3 separate regions of the Homo sapiens genome follow, and all the other regions are linked to region 1. The links are chromatin loops, found by intact Hi-C in ENCODE. Cell type or tissue: endothelial cell of umbilical vein. All regions are shown on one strand.

Region 1 (5,000 bases):
TGCCTCCCGGGTTCATGCCATTCTCCTACCTCAGCCTCCCTAGTAGCTGGGACTACAGGCGCCCGCCACCACACCCAGCTCATTTTGGTTTTGTATTTTTAATAGAGACGGGGTTTCACCGTGTTAACCAGGATGGTCTTGATCTCCTGACCTTGTGATCTGCCTGCCTCGGCCTCCCATTAACCTGTTAATCTCTTAACAAAGTCTATAAACTGAAAGCTTTTTGCACTGTAGATTAGAAATTGAATTTCTACTTGTAATAGAAATCTGGACTTGGATTTTTATTTTTTTAAACCCAAAACCTTAGTAGAACTGACAAGGGTACTCTTTACAGTCTACAATTTAGGGGCCTAAATGAAAATTGAGGTGGTGTAAATTCCTGAGGACGTAAACTTTATCTGTTTTTCCAGAATGTATTGCTAATGCCCAGAGAAGTGGAGAAGTAGGTCATCTCTGTCACCAGCTTAAAGTCTCCAGGTACATTTTCTCTCAAAAAGTGAAGCAAACCAGTTCACTGTAATGTGATGAACATAGTGATGGTAAGTTTACTGTGATAAGGGAGATAAACTGCGCTGGAGGTTTGAGTTCTCGTGTTAAATCTTTTAAAGAAGCTCTGATTTTTTTGGGAGTGAGAGTTAGGGCCTATGAAACCCCCTTTTTTTTTAATGGAAGAATCAACAAGTACCTTACTCATTTGTCAAATGTTGGTGCCAATCATGGCTGACTGGCAACTTGTTTTTGTGCCCATTGAGATTGACTTGACTTTTAACTGGGATATATGGGCAAAGATCATGTGGTGATGGCCACTTCTCTATACTGGCCACAAAACAATGACAATTATGGAATATAGTTAAACGGACATTATAGCTCAGCTACATGGCTGGTAGGAGAAAAGAGTTTTGCTGCTGCCTACAGATTAAAATAACCCATAGAAAATCACACAAAATAATTGTAATCAGCAGATAGTAATTGGCTATGTCCATGAGACTTGGCCGTAGTCTAGCTGGTTTACCTGGGTATGTAGCATGCAGTAGTGAAAAAAGCAGTAGGACTGGGATGAGAAACCTGAATTGAAGTGCGAACTCTGGCACTTATTAACTGGGTTTACCTTGAGGAACTTACTTGACCTGTCTGGTTCCTGGTTATTTACCTCCTTAACAACATTGTCAGGGGTCCTGCAGGATTTTTCTGAAGGAAAATGTTGCCCTTCAAAATAAGACCCTTAAAGAAAAGATGCGTCTCTCAGATTTCATCCTATAAATTATCCATAAGGTAGATTTCCTACTATGCTTTTCAATCCTAAATTGGCTTCTGCTGCTATTGGGACATTTCCAAGCAAACTCCCCCTGCCAAACAGCCAGTATGTTTATGGGAATAAATAGCTGAATTCTCATGCTCTCACTCTTCAAGGAGAAAAAGCACACCTTCCAAGCCATATGCGGAGAAAATCTCCAGTGGCCTCTCTTATCTTATCCTGATGTTAAACATTCCTGGTCCTACATAAATCCATTAAAGGTCTCCTCCTGCCAACATATATCATCACAGCCTGCAGCAATATTGAGGATAATAATAACAAGTGGTAAGTGTGACATGGCCTTTGACATTCCAGCAACCTCAGATTCTTGATTTTATATGGAGTTGCTGGATTCCCTTAGCCCCATTTTTAAAGATTGTATGCAAGGCATGAGCTGCTGGATTAATGAGATGGATGTCTGTTTCACAATGAGGTTAGGAAGTAACCTAAATTTTGATAAAAGTGAGCAATGTTGTTAGCAAACGTGCTTATAAGAAAAGTCTCAGACAGGCATAGTGGCTCACACCTGTTAACCCCAGCACTTTAAGAAGCTGAGGTGGGTGGATCACTTGAGCTCTGGAGTTCGAGGCTAGCCTGGGCAACATGGTGAAACCCTATCTTTAAAAAATATATATATATATATGTAAAAATTAGCCAGGCACGGTGGTGTATGCCTGTGGTCCTAGCTAGTCTGGTGGCTGAGGTGGGAGGATTGCATTGAGCCCAGGAAATCTAGGCTGCAGTGAGCCATGATTGTATCACTGCACACCAGCTGGGAGTGACAGAGAAAAACCCTGTCTCAAAAAAAAAAAAAAAAAAGAAAGGAAAGAAAGAAAGAAAGAAAGAAAGAAAGAAAGAAAGAAAAAACTTTGTAAACTTTCACTTACAGAAAAATATGACGATTCTTGGTGTAGATGTCTTTTGTTTAGAAATCTGTGATTATTTTCTTAAATTGTCAAATTAAAAAGAAATGGCATAAGAATCGTATTAAACTCAGGAAATGGTAGTATTTGGTTATATTTTCCTTTCTACTTTTCCCATCATGCATTTCCATATCAGTAGGCATTAAAAGACAGTGACCACATTTTTGCAGATTTCCTCTTAGAACAGCGGCTGCACCGTGTGAACTAGCAGAGTAAAGAAGGGACTAATGCGTTGAACTTCAGCCGTATGCCAAGTTCTGTGGTGTCAGACTTGATTTCCTCATCTGTAAAATGTATCAGGATAATAATAATGCATGCATTTTTCAGTCATTGGGAGCGTTGATGAGAAAAATATAGATGAGTCTAGTAAGGCAAGATTGTCTTTGAGGCAGGTTCTCACTTCTTGAAACATCTCGGTATTCTGAGTAGATCAATGTCCCTGAAGTCCTGGGGTCAAAGTTTTCTATTAAGGAAGAACTACGTAATCATGCTTAGTAACTGGTAGATGACTCATAACTTCTGAAAGTGAATTGTCCTAAGATGTATGTTTGGTTGAGATGGAAGTTTAAGAATCGATCCTTAAAGATGATGGTTCCAGAAGTGAGACACCGGCAGGGGCAGATTCTTTTGGGGCATGGGTGGCAATGGAGAGGGTGGGCAGAGTCAGCTTCTTCCGACAGCACACCACGATCTTCCCCATCCCTGGAGGATGGCAGTGGCTGAGAGGTGTTGTGCGTTTCCAGCTTCGTCATAGAGCCAGCTGGGGTACGCACGTTCCCTTGAAGATGCTTCATGGCTTGTCCATGAGAGGGCACTGGTGCTCTAGCTTGCCCTTGCCAGAGTCTGTCTGAAGATAGATCAGGAGTGCTTGGCCACTTGTACCACAGCTGTGGCTATGTGCATTGGAAATTATATAGAGGGAAACTCAGGGGCTCTGTCCTTTTGCCCAGCTTAGTATATCTGTGGTCTTCAGACTCTGGCTGCCAACTGATAAACCTACTGCCCATATGTGGAAGAGCAAGTGCCAGGTGTAATGGGTATTTATACAATTAGTGCAACAAGTCTGTAATTCAGTATTATACTTGAAAGAGGCACCAGGACCCCACTGCCCCACCCCCCGCTCCTGCAGAAGCCCTCCAAAGGAAGGAAAAGGGACTCTCGGCGGCTGGCAAGATGGCAGAATAACAGCTCTGGTCTGCAGTTCCCAGCAAGATCATCACAGAACGTGAGTGATTTCTGCATTTTCAACTGAGGTACCCAGCTCATCTCATTGGGACTGCTTAGACAGTGGGTGCAGCCCACACATGGCAAACAGAAGCAGGGTGGGGCATTGCCTCGCCCAGGAAGTGCAAAGGGTCAGGGAACTCCCTCCAATACTCAAGGGAAGCCATAGCGGACTGTGGCATGAGGAACGGTGCATTCTGGCACAGATACTATGCTTTTCCCAAGGTCTTCGCAAACCACAGGCCAGCAGATTCCTCAGGTGCCTACACCACCAGGGCCCTGGGTTTCAAGCACAAAACTGGGTGGCTATTTGGGCAGACTCTGAGCTAGCTGCAGGAGTTTTCTTTTTCATACCCCAGTGGTGCCTGGAAAACCAGTGAGACAGAACCATTCACTCCCATGGAATGGGGGCTGAAGCCAGGGAGCCAAGTGGTCTAGCTCGGTGGATTCCAACCCCATGGAGTCCAGAAAGCTAAGATCCACTGGCTTGAAATTCTTGCTGCCAACACAGCAGTCTGAAGTTGACCTGAGGCACTGGAGCTTGGTGGGGGGAGGGGCATTCACCATTACTGAGGCTTGAGTAGGCCGATTTCCCCTCACAGTGTGAACAAAGCTGCCAGGAAGTTCGAACTGGGCAGAGCCCAGTGCAGCTCGGCAAAGCCACTGTAGCCAGACTGCCTCTCTAGATTCCTCCTCTCTAGGCAGAGCATCTCTGAAAGAAAGGCAGCAGCCCCAATTAGGGGCTTATGGATAAAACTCCTGTCTCCCTGGGACAGAGCACCTGGGGGAAGGGGCAGCTGTGGGTGCAGCTTCAGCAGACTTAAACATTCCTGTGTGTCAGTTCTGAAGACAGCAGTGGATCTCCCAGCACAGCACTCAAGCTCTGCTAAGGGACAGGCTGCCTCTTCAAGTGGGTCCCTGACCCCTGTGCCTCCTGACTGGGAGACATCTCCCAACAGGGGTCGACAGATACCTCGTACAGGAGAGCTCTAGCTGACATCTGGCGGGTCCCCCTCTGGACGAAGCTTCCAGAGGGGTGAACGGGCAGCAATCTTTGCTATTCTGCAGCCTCTGCTGTTGATATTCAGGCAAACAGGGTCTGGAGTGGACCTCCAGCAAACTCCAGCAGACCTGCAGCAGAAGGACCTGACTGTTAGGAGGAAAACTAACAAACAGAAAGGAATAGCGTCAACATCAACAAAAAGGACGTCCACACAAAAATCCCACCCAAAGGTCACCAACACCAAAGACCGAAGGTAGATAAACCACGAAGATGAGGAAAAACCAGCACAACAAGGCTGAAAATTCCAAAAACCAGAACGTCTCTTCTCCAAAGGATCACAACTTCTCGCCAGCAAGGGAACAAAACTGGACAGATAATGAGTTTGACGAATTGACAGAAGTAGGCTTCAGAAGGTGGGTAATAACAAACTCCTCTGAGCTAAAGGAGCATGTTCTAACCCAATGCAAGATAGCTAAGAACCTTGAAAAAAGGTTAGAGGAATTGCTAACTAGAATAATCAGTTTAGACAAGAACACAAATGACCTGATGGAGCTGA
Region 2 (5,000 bases), 860 kb after region 1:
ATCAGGCCGCGTTCAGTGGCTTACACCTGTAATCTCAGCCCTTTGGGAGGCCAAAGTGGGCAGATCACCTGAGGTCCAGAGTTAAAGACCAGCCTGGCCAACATGGTGAAACCCCGTATCTACTAAAAATACAAAAATTAGCTGGGCGTGGTGGCAGGTGCCTGTAATCCCAGCTACTCGGGAGGCTGAGGCAGGAGAATCACTTGAACTCAGGAGGCAGAAGTTGCAGTGAGCTGAGATTGAGCCATTGCACTGCAGCCTGGGCGACTCCGCCTCAAAAAAAAAAAAAAAAAAACTTAGGTTCTACAATGGTGATGCTATCTACAGGAGCAATTGGGAAAGTCATAAATCTTGTGACCTCTGGCCACATGACCCTTGAGCAGCAAGGTATTATAGAAATTATGCCCTTCTTATCAGAACTCAGGCCTCTCATAATCCTCACATTGTGGACTTTTGTTAGTTTTACAAAGGCGATTTAGTTTGTAGAAGGGATATTATCATCTCTGCTTTAAGGTTAAACTATAAACTAAATTCTTCCCAAAGTTAGCTTGGCATACGCTCATGAATGACCAAGGACAGCTTGGAGGTCAGAAGTAAGATGGAGTCAACTGTATCAGATTTCTTTTTTTTTTTTTTTTTTTGAGACAGAGTCTCGCTCTTGTTGCCCAGGCTGGAGTGCAATGGCATGATCTCGGCTCACTGCAACATCCGCCTCCCAGGTTCAAGCAATTCTCCTGCCTCAGCCTCCTGAGTAGCTGGGATTACAGGCATGCACCACCACACCCAGCAAATTTTGTATTTTTAGTAGAGATGGGGTTTCTCCATGTTGGTCAGGCTGGTCTCAAACTCCCAACCTCAGGTGATCCGCCCACCTCAGCCTCCCAAAGTGCTGGGATTACAGGCGTGAGCCACCGCGCCTGGACTTAGATTTCTTACCGTCATAATTTTGCAAGAGCAATTTCAATACCAAATGTACAGTAGTCCTGATCCTGTCAAAGGACTCCAGTACTGAGGAAAGGGTGAGCTGAATAATCTCCAAGGCCCCTCTAACTCAGAACCTGTGAGGATCTCAACTTCACTTTTCTGCAGGGCTCTGTGTGTGTTTCAGGCTAAAAAGTTGTGCTATGTTTTAAATGTCCAACCCCTTCAATGGATCTTTGCAAATGCATGTATTGGGAGACATTAGGAGATAACCTCAGAAGCCTAGACCTCAAATCAAATGTCAAAAGACATTTTTGAGCTAATTCTGGAGGAATTTGAGTATGGGTCAGAATTATATGATATTGAGAAGTTATTATTTATTTTCTCTTTTAAAAAACAATTTTAATATTTTTAAAAATATCTTTATTGAGATGGGGTTTTACTATGTTGCCCAGGCTGGTCTTGAACTCCTGGGCTTAAGAAATCCTCCAGCCTCAGCCTCCCAAAATCCTGGGATTGCAGGTATGAGCCACCATGCCCGGCCTGAGAAGTCATTATTAACATGTAATAAAGGCACAGAAGAAATGCCCCATGTAGGCGGAAATGACTAGAAACCTGGATATTTGCCTTTTTCAAGCAAAAATTTCAGCAAAGACAAACACAAAAAATGAAAGTATGATAATTTTTCTATAGCAAAATCTTCTTTTCTCCCCCTTGGCATGTGAATAAGAGCTATGTGGCAAAATCTTGATAATTGTTGAATCTAAGTAGTGGATAAATAAGGATTCATTATACTATTCTCTTTACTTTTGTATATATTTACATTTTTCAATAATAAGAAGAGTTTCGAGTTTACATCTGTGTCCACCCCCCATGGTTATGACATTAGGGTCAAAAGCACCTTCGGAGCCCTCACCCTCACTCCGCATGGGTGGTAAAGGCTGGACTGGAAGGACGGGCCTTACCGGGCACAGCATCTGCTTCCTGGCCCGGGAAGAGCCAGCAACATCTTGAGGAAATAAATGCATACAAAGATCAACAGCTTGAAGGGGTGGATTTCAGGGCCCGTGTGCTTCACAGTGAGTCATCACTTCCACAGTCACAATTTCTCACTTAGAAGGAATCCAAAAAAGCACCCCTAACCATTGGATTCCAAACTTCATTGGGTTCTTCTGGGGTTTATTAAACCCACAGATTCCGGGGCTCCCAACTAGACCCATAGAATAGACTGAGCAGTGGCGGGGCCCCGGAATCTGTGTTAATTTATTTCTCTGGTGATTCTGGGACAGCCCTGAACTGGGGGCCTGGGAGCCTCTGAAGTGGATCAACGTCCCAATCCCACAAAGGAGAACGTGGCCCAGAAGGGCTTTGTAACCGGCCGAAGGTGACATCCCTGCGGCTTCCTCCCTCACTTTTCACAGCCATGCCCTCCCTGAGAGACCCCTCAGAAAGAGTGGGCCCCTGGAAACGCGCCAGCACAGGAAAGAAGACAGCCAAACACTCTCCATGAATGCACGCCCCGTCCTTGGCCTGGGGGACTCGCAGCACCCCTGAGCACCCGTGCCTGGCAGATGCAGCCACGCTCCTTGCCTTCAGGTCCCTCACACGGTGTCAGGCCTAAAGCAGCCCAGCTTCTGCCTCTGATCCGGCCTCTGTGATATTGACCCCTGTCTCCTGCTAAGCAGCTCTTAGATGGGAGATGTTCTAATGGGAAAGAAGACAGGGAGGAGCCAGAGGATATCTGTTACAGCCATTACTTTCCACTCAGGATCCTATTTTGCATCTTCACTCGAGGCCTATAAATTGAACCTTGAGGGCGGGTCCCAGAAATCCGCAGCTAGAAGTTCATAAAACCAGGTCGGGTTGCCTTGGGCCAATTAAAGTGAAACACTGCCACCAAGTGGCCATTCTAGGTCATCACAGGCTGCCAGCTCCTTCCAGAGCACCTGCCTCTCTGCCAGAGACAAACAGCATGACAGAGCAGGTGGGCATGCCCTTCCCTTCTTTTTCTTAAAATTATTTTACTTATATTAATAGAAATACATTCACATGGTATAAAACGCATAAGGTCCAAAGTGGTCCTGGTGGTTGCCTCCAGAGCTAATGTAGATCCAGCTGAATGCCTCGTTAGGGGTCTCCATTAGGTCTTTAACCCTGTTATGCCTGCCATCTCACCAGTATCGTCTGTTGCTCCTTGTCCATAGGGGTTCTGTTCCCAAGTGCCCAGTGCTAACCTGCCTCTTGGAGTTTACTACAAATCTGGGTTGATTCAGCAACACCAAAGACCTGAGGCTAAATAAATTCTGCAACTCCTACCAGCCTTCCTGGTTCTGAACAACCCTGAGTATCCACCCATGGGTAGAGTGATAATCAAATGAGCCTCAGTTATCCTGAGAGCCCAGGTAAGCAAAACTGTTACAATCCTGAAATGGGTGGTCAAGGGAGCTAATAGAATCTCCTTTCAAGATCTTTGCAATTGGATTAAGTTACAAAAGTATGCCATGTATAACAGTGAATCTCTAATGCCACAAAAGACAAAGCAAAATTAATTAATATGGGAGCCTGAGGACTGCCTTGCATTTGAAACTCACTTTCCAATGTACGTTGTTTGTGTTTTGCTATGACTATTTAATTCATTCATATAAGGTGTGTATATTTTACACCTATTTAGGTGAGCCACATGTGCCACACTTGCTACTGCTTTTAACATAATGGTAACTTGGAGATTATTAGACAAAATATTTCCATTAGCTGCTGTTTTGTCAACTGATGGTTTACATAATTAATTGGACCTATAGCAAGTTTTAACTTTTGTCCTTGTTACATAATGGATCATTTTGAAATCAACTAGGAAATTGTCCTTTAGTTTTTAATGATGGGCAAATGAAAGTAATGGCACTCAGCAGTATTTGATTTTAAGGAATCAGTCAAACAATCGTGGTTTAGAATAATTGAAAATGGAAAAGCCAGCATGTGTACAGGGAGGATCGTAGAATGTTAGAGCTGATGTCTAAGAGATGAAACCCTAGCACAACTCCTTTATTTTATAAGATGGGAACCTGAGGCACAGGAAGCTGAAGAGGCTCACCTATGGCCCTTCACTCATGTCTCAAGTCTGCCACATGCTCCCTCCTAGGGGTACTGGCCAAGAGTTCCAGGTCTCTAAGTAACTCAGCAGCTACCTGGCTGTGAAACTCCAAGACATCATCCTACTGTCTCCAAGCCTCAATTTCCTCACCAGCAAAATGAGGAGACTGGACGATACAACATCTGTGATGCACCAATTTCCAAAAGAAACCCTTCCATACTCATAACATTCAACATTAAATATGCATGAATCAATCGATGCACACAGATTTGCAACACTATCTGTTAAACAGAAACTAGCCACAGTCTGTCAACACTGGTTTTCAGCGAGACCCTGTCATCCACCATGGTCTGCACTTTCATCAGTCCAATCGGGCTGCAGCTGTAATGCAATTTCCTCCACAGCTGGGCTTGACCCCAGGCCAACTTCCTACCTGCAAGTCCAGGTTGGTGGTAAGAAGCAAAATTCTCTGCAGCTGACTGAGGCTTCTTTCCCAAGTATTTGCTTCTGGAGATCTGTGCAAACACATTCACAGCTAATACGGTCCACTGGAAAGAATAACCTATCCTGGGAACCACAGGTGCCTCCATCAGAGTGGACAGGAGAGCCAGGCAGAACCTAGGTTCACAAAAAAACTCCAAGCGGTATCACTCAGCAGTCGTAGCTCCACTGGTCAAGATCAACCTACCCTACAATTCCACTCAGCTTCACTCCACCTCTCCTCACCTTCCTCCCAGCTTCCACTGCGAAAGAAAAAGTTTGGGCCAGGTGTGGTGGCTCACGCCTGTAATCCTGGCACTTTGGGAGGCCGAGGCAGGTGGATCACCTGAGGTCAGGAGTTCAAGACCAGCCTGACCAACATGGTGAAATCCCATTTCTACAAAAATACCAAAAAATTAGCCAGGCATGATGGCGGGTGCCTGTAATCCCAGCTACTTGGGAGGCTGAGGCAGGAGAATCACTTGAACATGGGAGGCAGAGGTTGCAGTGA
Region 3 (5,000 bases), 150 kb after region 1:
GGAAGCTAAACACACTTACCCACCCAGCCCTCCTGCTACACTCCAACAAGGGCACTACCTGCTATTAAAATAAAAAAAAAAAAAGATTAAATAGGATCCTGTGTCTCTAAATATAATATCTAAAATATCCAAGATATACTTTTTTAAAAAATCACTAGTCATGCCAAGAATCAGGAAAATGACAACATGAATGAGAAAAGATAATCAGCAGATGCTAACAATAAGATGAATCCAACGCCAAATAATCTAAAAAGAATTTTAAAGAAGTCATCATAAAAATGCTTCAAAAAGCAATTAAAAATTTTCTGGAGCTGATGAAAGATTAGAATATCTCAGCAAAGAAAGAGAAGCTATAAAAAAAGAACCCAGTGAAGTTATCAGACAGAAAAATATAGTAACTGAAGAAAGACCTTACCAGATAGGTTCATTATAGAATGGAGATTACATAGAATGCCATCAGTGAACTTGAGAGCAGATCGATAGAATTTACTCAATCTGAACAACAAAACTAAAATTCACTAATAGAAGAAGAACAAAATCTCAGGAACCTGCAGGACAATAACAAAAGATCTAATATACATGTTATTGAAGTCTCAAAAGCAAAGTATATATAGAAAGGCACTAAAAAGTTATTCAGAGTAATATGGCTAAAACATATCCCAAATTTTGTGAAAGACATAACACATTACTTATAGGGAAATAATTTTTTTTTTTTTTTTAAAGAAACAGGGTCTTAGTATTGCCCAGGCTGAACTCAAATACCTGGGCTCAAGTAATCCTCCCACATCAGCCTCCCGAATATCTGGGACTACAGGTGCACATCACTGCACCCAGCTAATAAAACATTGATTTACGTGATAGCAAGTTTCTCATCTGAAACCATGGAGACCAGAGGAAGTTGCACATTTTTCAAATTTGGAAAGGAAAACAATTGTGAATCCTGAAAATGTGTCTGGTAGGCCGGGCATGGTGGCTCACACCTGTAATCCCAGCACTTTGGGAGGCTGAGGCAGGCAGATCACAAGTTCAGGAGATCGAGCCCATCTTAGCTAAAATGGTGAAACCACATCTCTACTTAAAAAAATACAAAAAATTTGTCGGTTGTGGTGGCACGCACCTGTAGTCACAGCTACTCGGTAGGCTGAGGCAGGAGACTTGCTTGAACCCGGGAGGCGGAGGTTGCAGTGAGCAGAGATTGCGCCACTGCACTCCAATCTGGGCGACAAAGGAAGACTTTGTCTCAAAAAAAAAAAAAAAAAAAAAAAAAGAAAGAAAAAAAGAAAAGAAAAGAAAAGAAAATGCGTCTGGTGAAAATATCTTCCAGGAATAAAGCAGACATAAAGGCATCTTAAGGCAAAGGAAAACCTAAATAATTTATTGTTTAAGGGGATTGGTTTATCCCCTTAAAAAGGTCTAAAGGAAGTTTTCCAAACAGAAAGGAAACAATAATAGAAAACGTGGAACTTCAGAAAGGAAAGAAGAACATTGGAATGAGTAAAAATTGGGGAAAAATTTATAGACTATTCCACTTCACATGCGTCACTTAACTCATATGTGGCTACTGAAGCAAAAATAATAAAACCATCTGATGTGGTATTTAATGAGGTATTTATTTAATGTGGTATTTGATGAGGAAAAACTCAATATAATTAGATTTTGCAGTGGAGGAAAGTAAAGGAAACTAAGTGAAAGTAAGGCTTGAAGTGGTGAAACTTCAATACCAGTAGACTATAATAAGGTACATATGCATATTATAACATCTAGAGCACTCACTAGAAAACTGTAAAAAACTATATATTCAAAACGAGTATACATAAATCAAAATGGAATCCTAAAAATATAAATAACTCACAAGAAGGTAAGAAAACAAAGGAGTGAGAATTAGAAGGAACAAACAGGAATTAAATCATGAAATGAGAAGTTAAATCCTAACTTTTAACAATTACCTTAAACAGTTTAAATATACACTGGTTAAAAACATACCTTGATACAATGTGGATGAACAATATGCTGTCTATATGAAGCATATTTCAAATATAATGAAATGTTAATTATAAATAAAAGGATGGAAAAATACCATGCAAACATTTCATTTTTTCAAAAAACAGGAATGACTACCTTACTAACACATTAAGTAGGTTTTGGAGCAGAGAAAATTACCACAGACGGAGGAATATTACATAATGATGAAAGGATGAATCCATCAGGAAAAAATAAAGATCTCAAATGTACCAAAAAGCGGAACTTCAAAATACACGAAACAAAAACTGATAGAACTGTATGGAAAAATAGGCAAATCTGCAAATATAGTTGGGGACTTCAACAGTCATTCAGCCATTGATAGAACTACTAGACAGAATATTAGAAGAGATTTTTTTAAAAATGCATACTATCAGCCAACAGGACTTAATTGGCATATATAGAACGTATCACTCCAACAGCAAAATACTCATTTTTTTTCAAGTGCTCATGGGATCCTCACCAAGATAAATAATGCCCTGGGCCTCAGTATAAGAATTAAAATCATAGTGAGCACGTTCTCTGAACATCATAAAATCAAACCAAAAATAATAACAGGAAATTAACAGAAAAATCTTCAAACACTTGGAAATTAAACAACACACTTTAAAATAATTAATGGGTCAAGGCGGAACTCAAAAGAAACAAACTTAAAAACATTGAACAGAATAAAAATGAAACACACCATATGAAAATGTGTAGGATGCAGCTAAAGCAGTGTTAAAATTGAAATGTATAGCTAAATGCTTACACTAGAAAATAGAAAACCTCTCAAACTAACAAAGTTCCTACCTCAAAAAAAATAGAAAAAGATGAGAAAAATAAACCCAATGTGAGAAGAAGGAAAGAAATAGTAAAGAGTGGAATCAATAAAACTAAGAACAAGAAAATAATAGAAAATAGAAAAAAAAAGAAACAGAAAGCTGACTTTTTGAAAAAAAAATTAACTTCTAGGAAGGCTGACAAACATAAAAAGAAAGATGAAACAAATAATCGGCATCAGGAATAAAACAGGAGATATTTCTACAGATCCTGCAGCAATTAAAAGTATAATAAGGAAATACCATAATCAACTTTTAGCTCATAAATTTGACAACTGAAAACAAATTGCACCAATTGGACCAATTCCCCAAAAGCCAGAAATAACTAAAACTCAGTAGATATTTTAGGTAAAACAGATAATTTGAATATTCCTATAAACATTAAAGAAATTGAATTTGTAATTTAAAATCTCCCACCAAAGAAGTCATTAGGCTTACGTTGTTTTTACTAGAGAATTCTGCCTAACATTTAAAGATGAATTAACATTAATTTTCCACAATCTCTTTCAGAAAATAGAATAGTAGAAAACACTTTCCACTCATTTTGCTAGGCTAGTATTACCCAGATAACAAAACCAGAGAGTACAAAAAAAGTGAGAGAATACTAAAGTCCAGTATCCTTCATGAACATAGAAATAAAAATCTTCTACAAGTTTTAGCAAATTAAATCAAGCAATGTATAAAAATAAGTATATGTCATGGCCAAGTGAGATTTATTCTAAGCATGTAAGTCTGGTACAATCTTCGAAAAATACCAATCAATATAATCTATCATACCAACAATCTAAAAAGGGAAATTATATGGTCATACTAGTTGGCGAAGGAAAAGTATTTGACAAAAACCACCAATTTATGGTAAAATGACTCCACAAATGAAATAGAGGATGAACTTTCTTAACAAAATGAAGAGCATCTATTAAAAAAAAAACCTACAGCTAACATCATACTAAATGATAATAGATCGCATGCTTAACCTCTCAGATCAGCAACAAGGCAGTTATGTTTCCTCTCTCCACTCCTACTTGCTATAGTACTGGAAGTTCTAGCCAGCATTTAAGACAAGAAAAGAATTAAAAGGCAGGAAAGGAAATAAAGAAATAAAACTGTTTCTGTTTGTAGATAATATGATTGCTTACATAGAAAATTCCAAGAAACCTACAAAAAAATAACAAGACTCAAACTCCTAGAACTAATAAGTGAGTGCAGCAAGTTTGTAGGATACAAGGTCAATATGTGAAAGACAACTGCATTTCTATGTACTGTGAACAAGCAAGTGGAGACTAATGTAAAATGCATAATATAATTTTCAATTGCTCAAAAAAAAATGAAATACTTAGGTACACATCTAACAAAACATATACAGAATGTGTATACTAAAAATTACAAAATACTGTTAAAATAAAGTTTTTAAAAGACCTAAATAATTATAGTGACATACCATGTTCATGAATTGGAAGACTCAAAATGCTAAAGATGTTATTTCTCCACAAACTGACCTACAGGTTTAATGCAATTCCTATAAGGGTCTTTTTGGAGGCATAGGCAAGCTTATTCTAAAACGTACCTAGATAGGTAAAGATCCTAAAAGACTGAAGACAATCTTGAAAAAGAAGAATAATATGGGAGAAGTAACTCTTGCTGCAGTAATAAAGAGTGTTGTATTAGTGTTGCGTTAGCAGGGAGATAGACATGTAAATTAATGGAACTGCATAGTGAACCCAGAAATAGACCTGCAAAAATATGCCCAACTGATTTTTTTTTTTTTTTTTTTTTTTTTTTTGAGACGGAGTCTCGCTCTGTCGCCCAGGCTGGAGTGCAGTGGCGGGATCTCGGCTCACTGCAAGCTCCGCCTCCCGGGTTCACGCCATTCTCCTGCCTCAGCCTCCCAAGTAGCTGGGCTACAGGCACCCGCCACTACGCCCGGCTAATTTTTTGTATTTTTAGTAAAGACGGGGTTTCACCGTTTTAGCCGGGATGGTCTCGATCTCCTGAGCTCGTGATCCGCCCGCCTCGGCCTCCCAAAGCCAACTGATTTTTTGACAAAGGTGCAAAAACAAATCAATAGAGGAAAAGATAGACTTTAAGAAATGTTGCTGGAGCAATTTCATATCCTGGACTAAAAGAAAATGAACCTCAACCTAAACCTCACACTTTATGCAA

The links. A loop is a pair of places that touch in the nucleus more often than their neighbours do. Peaks named below come from ENCODE experiments on the same cell type or tissue, not always from the same donor. Only the 100,000 strongest peaks of a DNase experiment are listed, where the experiment ranks them.
Region 2: a loop joins it to region 1, with 20 times the contacts of the local background. A loop is called at or near these places in 52 of 110 quality-filtered maps.
Region 3: a loop joins it to region 1, with 2.7 times the contacts of the local background. A loop is called at or near these places in 4 of 110 quality-filtered maps.

The regions. Positions count from the first base shown.
Region 1 is chr9:85,256,988-85,261,987 of GRCh38, reverse strand. No RefSeq gene overlaps it. Among named protein-coding and RNA genes, the nearest start is that of AGTPBP1, 480 kb to the left of the region's middle. RefSeq lists enhancers at 3,174-3,974, 3,186-4,385, 3,975-4,776. In endothelial cell of umbilical vein, a CTCF peak has its summit at 3,012 (motif pointing right); a DNase peak (open chromatin) is centred at 3,007; H3K27ac peaks cover 229 bases.
Region 2 is chr9:84,395,074-84,400,073 of GRCh38, reverse strand. No RefSeq gene overlaps it. Among named protein-coding and RNA genes, the nearest start is that of SLC28A3, 57 kb to the right of the region's middle. In endothelial cell of umbilical vein, a CTCF peak has its summit at 2,826 (motif pointing left); DNase peaks (open chromatin) are centred at 1,943 and 2,723.
Region 3 is chr9:85,102,395-85,107,394 of GRCh38, reverse strand. All of the region lies in intron 1 of LOC107987088 (a long non-coding RNA gene), which reads left to right. Among named protein-coding and RNA genes, the nearest start is that of NTRK2, 440 kb to the right of the region's middle. In endothelial cell of umbilical vein, no CTCF peak of the experiment used is centred here; no DNase peak of the experiment used is centred here.